Linked DNA regions of Homo sapiens: region 1 is linked to region 2. A link is a loop called in an ENCODE intact Hi-C map of the cell type or tissue named here. Cell type or tissue: GM12878. All regions are shown on one strand.

The links. A loop is a pair of places that touch in the nucleus more often than their neighbours do. Peaks named below come from ENCODE experiments on the same cell type or tissue, not always from the same donor. Only the 100,000 strongest peaks of a DNase experiment are listed, where the experiment ranks them.
Region 1: a loop joins it to region 2, with 2.1 times the contacts of the local background. A loop is called at or near these places in 6 of 110 quality-filtered maps.

What each region holds. Positions count from the first base shown.
Region 1 is chr16:10,980,866-10,983,365 of GRCh38, forward strand. CLEC16A (C-type lectin domain containing 16A) reads left to right here. Exons shown (of 24, transcript NM_015226.3): 10 at 2,013-2,126. Among named protein-coding and RNA genes, the nearest start is that of CLEC16A, 38 kb to the left of the region's middle. RefSeq lists an enhancer at 1-38 and a silencer at 1,105-1,174. In GM12878, CTCF peaks have their summits at 1,060 (motif pointing left) and 2,493; no DNase peak of the experiment used is centred here; H3K4me3 peaks cover 435 bases; H3K27ac peaks cover 1,333 bases.
Region 2 is chr16:11,076,872-11,079,371 of GRCh38, forward strand. All of the region lies in intron 19 of CLEC16A (C-type lectin domain containing 16A), which reads left to right. Among named protein-coding and RNA genes, the nearest start is that of CLEC16A, 130 kb to the left of the region's middle. In GM12878, no CTCF peak of the experiment used is centred here; a DNase peak (open chromatin) is centred at 1,340; H3K27ac peaks cover 2,309 bases.

The DNA.
Region 1 (2,500 bases), 96 kb before region 2:
CAATATAAAATCATTGCATACTTGCAAATTATTTTACAAGCATAGCTAGAAAACCATGAAAATTTTTATGGATGACGTTAATTTGGTGTGACAGGTGATGCTGTCCTCCTAAAACCAAACTGCTAACAGAGTGTGGTGTAGGCAGCTGGGCCCAGCTTTTTGAGTCTGGCCTGCACGTGCTTCCACGTACCTTACAGTTACTCACCCTCCCTCTTTTTTGGGTTCAGAGCCAGGGAAATGAGCACTGTGTGTGTCCACAGGCAGGAATTGGTTGCTTTGTTCAGGGGGGCCTTTGTAGGTGCTCACTGAATGCTTGTGGACTGAAAAGAAGGAATAAATGATCAGTTAAGGCCGCATTCATTCAAGGTACGTAACGGATATTTGAGAATGAATGACCACAGTGATTGGTGTTTTGTGTTGTTGGTAGAGTGATGTGTGGCAGTAATTCGGCCATAAGGAAGGTGAGAAAAATCATCATTGCTAACATTTAAGGGCCTGCCAAGCCTTGGACGTGGGTTAACTCATTGAATCATACTATGTGGTCTCTGTGATAGAAAAGGTTCCCAGTATTTTTTTAAAAGATGCAATTTTTTATAGGGAGGTGCCACATGGCCATTCTGCCTGTACCTTTTATCTAATTTGAATTCTATGTATTTGTTAGAATAATATATTCCCCTTGTTCAAACAGTACAAAACATGGCATGTGAAAAGTCTCTCTCACTCTATACCCTGAGCACCCAACTGCACTCCCCAGAGGCAGCCTGTGTTGATTTTTGCCTTCACTTTTTAAAAAATAATTTTTTTTAAACAACGTTTTTTAAAGTTAAAAAGTTCAAACATGTAAAAACCGGGTTTCTGTTCTAGTTTTGTTCAGGCTCCTGACTTCTATCCCCAGAGACAATTAGGGTTACAGGGTTCTCGTATGTCCTAACAGAGACATCTGTCAGGGGTTCTTAACTAGGGGCAATTTTGCCCCTCAGGGGATACCTGGCAGTGTCTGGGGAGATGCATTCAGTTGTCATGACCGAGGCTGGGGTGCTACTGACATCTAGTGGGTGGAGGTCAGGGATGCTGCTCACCAGCCTGCAGTGTCTGGGACAGCCTCCCTCCATACTCAGTTATAGCCCAAATTGTCAGCAGTGCCAAGATTGAGAAACCCTGGCCTATGCATATGTAAATAAGCAAATACAAACATGCACACGCTTTTCTATGCAAATGGTAGATAAGCCACACCCTGTGCTACACCCTCTTGCCTTTACATTTTAAAACAAAATAGCAGGCATGTCTAGGCCAGCTTTGCAAGACAGTTTTGAATACCCTGATTCTTAAAGCTGGTCCTCTGAACATTGGGCAACAGGTGTGGGAGCAGGGCCAGCTTAGCCCAGAGGCAGCCCTCTGATTTTGCATCCTGGCCCACCTGGGTTTGCCTCTGTCTCGTGTGATTTTCAGCCCCGTAGTTCACATACCTCCTGACGATGCTGTGGAATCCCCGTGTGCTAAAACCCACCACAGGGTCAGAGCTCCCTCCCGTGATGGAATCTCTGTGTAGCCAACCCTCTGCCAAGTCCTTGATTGGAACAAAACTCTCCGGCCCCTTCTTCTTGTATCACTAAAGTATTGGGACAGTGCCTTCTAGTCTTCTCATAACCAAATTTGACACTAAAATGCCCATGGAAAGGAAGGAGTGTGCTGGTTTGGCTGTTCTTTCCCGCATTGCTCCACTTCAGCCGGATTTGGCTTCACCCAGCCATGAGGGACAGTCTCGCATTAATGCACTTCCTTCCGAGGAAGAGCAGCCAGCCAAATAGGCAACAGTCTGAAGGAGAGACTGACCTTACAAGAGTGGAACCGAGTCCTGCTTCCTGTGGCTCATTCTTTGAATTTTGCATCGTAGGAATTGCTGCTTAATACAGGACTTAGGTAGCCCAGCCTGGTCGCTTCTGATCCAGGAAGCAAGAGGTTGAAAATACCGCACACTTTCATGCAAATCCCGTTTCTTTTTTTTCCGCCAGGTCTTCTTAATTATACATCATGCACCGCTGGTGAACTCGTTAGCTGAAGTCATTCTGAATGGTGATCTGTCTGAGATGTACGCTAAGACTGAACAGGATATTCAGAGAAGTTCTGTAAGTCATTAGCTTCGGGACTGACCTTAACAGGAAACCATTGCTCATTTTGCTAATCTGTGTGTTTCTCTAAAATCAGAAACTAACATTCTGAATATATAGCAGTGATGATGCATAAGCTGGTCCGGGATTCAGTGAACCTAATCAGAGTCTTGATTGCATACCCAAGAGAAGCTGGGATCAGGGACCACCTGGATTTGATTGATTGTGTGTTCTTAAACATGGAATTGTACCACTCCGGGCCTTAGGTTGCATATCTGTGAGACACTGTTATCGGGACACAGTGAGAAAATGCCTTATCAGAGGAACTAATGTCTACAGAAGTTGGGCGATGAACATCCATGAATGACTCAGGCCCCAGGTGAGGGCAGTAG
Region 2 (2,500 bases):
CAGGAATCGAAGAATGGAGCAGCACTTCCTCCCACCCTCTTGTAGGAGGGAGATGGGTTCTATTCAGATTAGGCAGAAACGCTGAAAAGTATTGTGACCTTGAATCCTAAATCCCCGTTAAAGTTGAGGCTTAGGAAGCACCTGAAATCACAAGGACTGATCATTAGAATCTATTTAAAAACAAAGAGCAGGGCCGGGCACAGTGGCTTAGGCCTGTAATCCCAGGACTTTGGGAGGCTGAGGCGGGAGGATCACTTGAGCCTAGGAGTTCAAGACCAGCCGAGGCAACATGGAGAGACCTTTTCTCTACTAAAAAGGTCGGGCGTGGTGGCTCATTCCTGTAATCCCAGCACTTTGGGAGGCTGAGGCGAGCGGATTGCCTGAAGTCAGGAGTTGGAGACCAATCTGATTGACATGGTGAAACCCTGTCTCTCCTAAAAATACAAAAAAATTAGCCGGATGTGGTGGCATGCGCCTGTAATCCCAGTTACACCGGAGACTGAGGCAGGGGAATTGCTTGAACCAGGGAGGTGGAGGTTACAGTGAGCCAAGATTGTGCCACTGCACTCCAGCCTGGGTGACAGAGTGAGACTCTGTCTCAAAAAAAAAAAAAAAAAAGAAAGAAAAGAAAAAACATTAGCCAGGCGTAGTGGCGTGTGCCTGTAGTTTCAGCTACTTGGGAGGTTGAGGCGGGAGGATCACTTGAAACCTGGGGAGATTGAGGCTGTAGTGAGCTGTGATCGAGCCACTGCACTTCAGCCTAGGGGACAACGTGAGACCCTGTCAAAAACAAAAAGAGCAAAATCCTGATTTAAGACTTAAGAACTCTGGTGGAGGGTGTGAGGGGTCTCTGTATTGCTGGTGACCAGCACAATGCGTGGTGCTGCAGGCGGCCTGGACAGATTTTTCAAATGAATGTCAAATGTTGTTCATACTTCTAAACTTTTAAGAAATGTACAGAATATGGCTAGGCGCGGTGGCTCATGCCGGTAATCCCAGCACTTTGGGAGGCTGAGGCAGGCGGATCACTTGAGGCTAGGAGTTATGACTAGCCTGGCCAACATGGTGAAACTCCATCTCTACAAAAAAAAACGTGTGTGTGTGTGTGTGTGTGTGTGTGTGTGTGTGTGTGTGTGTGTTTAGAGAAATGTACAGAATACTGAGCTTGGGACATGTAAAAGCATAAATTTTCATTTTTACTTTGACCTGCCTGAAAATAGAAGTGAAAATGTGTTTGCCACAGGGGAACCGCTCTAGGGGCATCTGATTTGCTCCTAGGCCAGGCCAGGACAGAGCTGTGACCAAGCGTGAGGGTGGGTGGTGCGAAGGCCCTGTGGTTTCTGGCCCAGCAGGACTTTGAAAACAATCTGTACCCAGACCTCACTCCAGAAGGTTCTGAGTCACTGGCTCCGGGGTGGGGCCCTGACATCTATATTTTCAAATGCTCCCTAAAGGATTCCATTGCATAGCCAGTGTTGAGAACCATGGGATTAGACAGAGTGAGGAATGTTCTGGAACTCAGCACTCAGTGTCTGCTTTGCTGCTTTCCATGAATTCTAGTTCCCTCTAGGAACTCTCCTTGCCCACCTGCTAATCAGCCAGAGGCCATCAGGAAGGCTGGCTTTGGTAGCATGGTACAGCAGTCACATCTCTCTAAGTTCCAAAGTCAGTTTCTCAGGTGGAAACCACCTGCCGTCCCAGTCACCCTCACAGATCCCTCATGGGTGAATGACATTTCTCAATGAGGAGTGGGTCCGGCACAGCCAGTCTGAACTGCAGGGCTGCAGTAGACCCCGTCGTTGAGCAGGTTTTAGAGGAAGAGGTTGGCCATGTCAGATGAAATCCTGGTTTCTTTACCAGGGAGAATCATGCTGGGCACTTTGAGGGGCGCTCAAGGGATAGGCAGGAAGAGCCAAGCCCATGAGGGAGGCAGATTCCCATCTGCCCCTAAGGTTCCCTCATGGGTCTGGCAGCCCGAGAGGCCTGTGGTATTTAAGCTGTTTACGCTTCTCTCCCTCTCCTCTCCACTTTCCTGCATCCGTGTAGTTGAGTTTGTGGAAGTTAAGCTTGCATACAGTGTGCCTCTACCTGACTTGAAGACAAATCACTTGCCCTCTCGAGCCTTGGGCACCTGTCTTGAGAGGAAGGGCCTGCGTAATAGGTTGGGCCTCCTGGATGCTCCCCAGCCCTGCAGCCCTGCAGCCCCACACACAGCTACATGTGTGCTCAGAAGGTAGCTGAACCCATTCTGTGCTTGGCCTTGTGTATAATCACTTGCATGGGCTAGGCAGGAGATTCCCTTGCAGAACTTGAAACTCCCTGCAGCACTGAAACTCCAGCCATCCCTATCTCTTGTGGTTGTTCTGAACCAGTGCCAGTCTTGGAAATGGCCTGTTTTGTTTCAGGCAGTCATAAAAATGCCTTAGGAGTAGAGACTGTCCAGGCCAGAGTCAGCCAGCCAGACCATGGAGGCTCAGAAGTTGTTGGGGCTGAGCTGGCC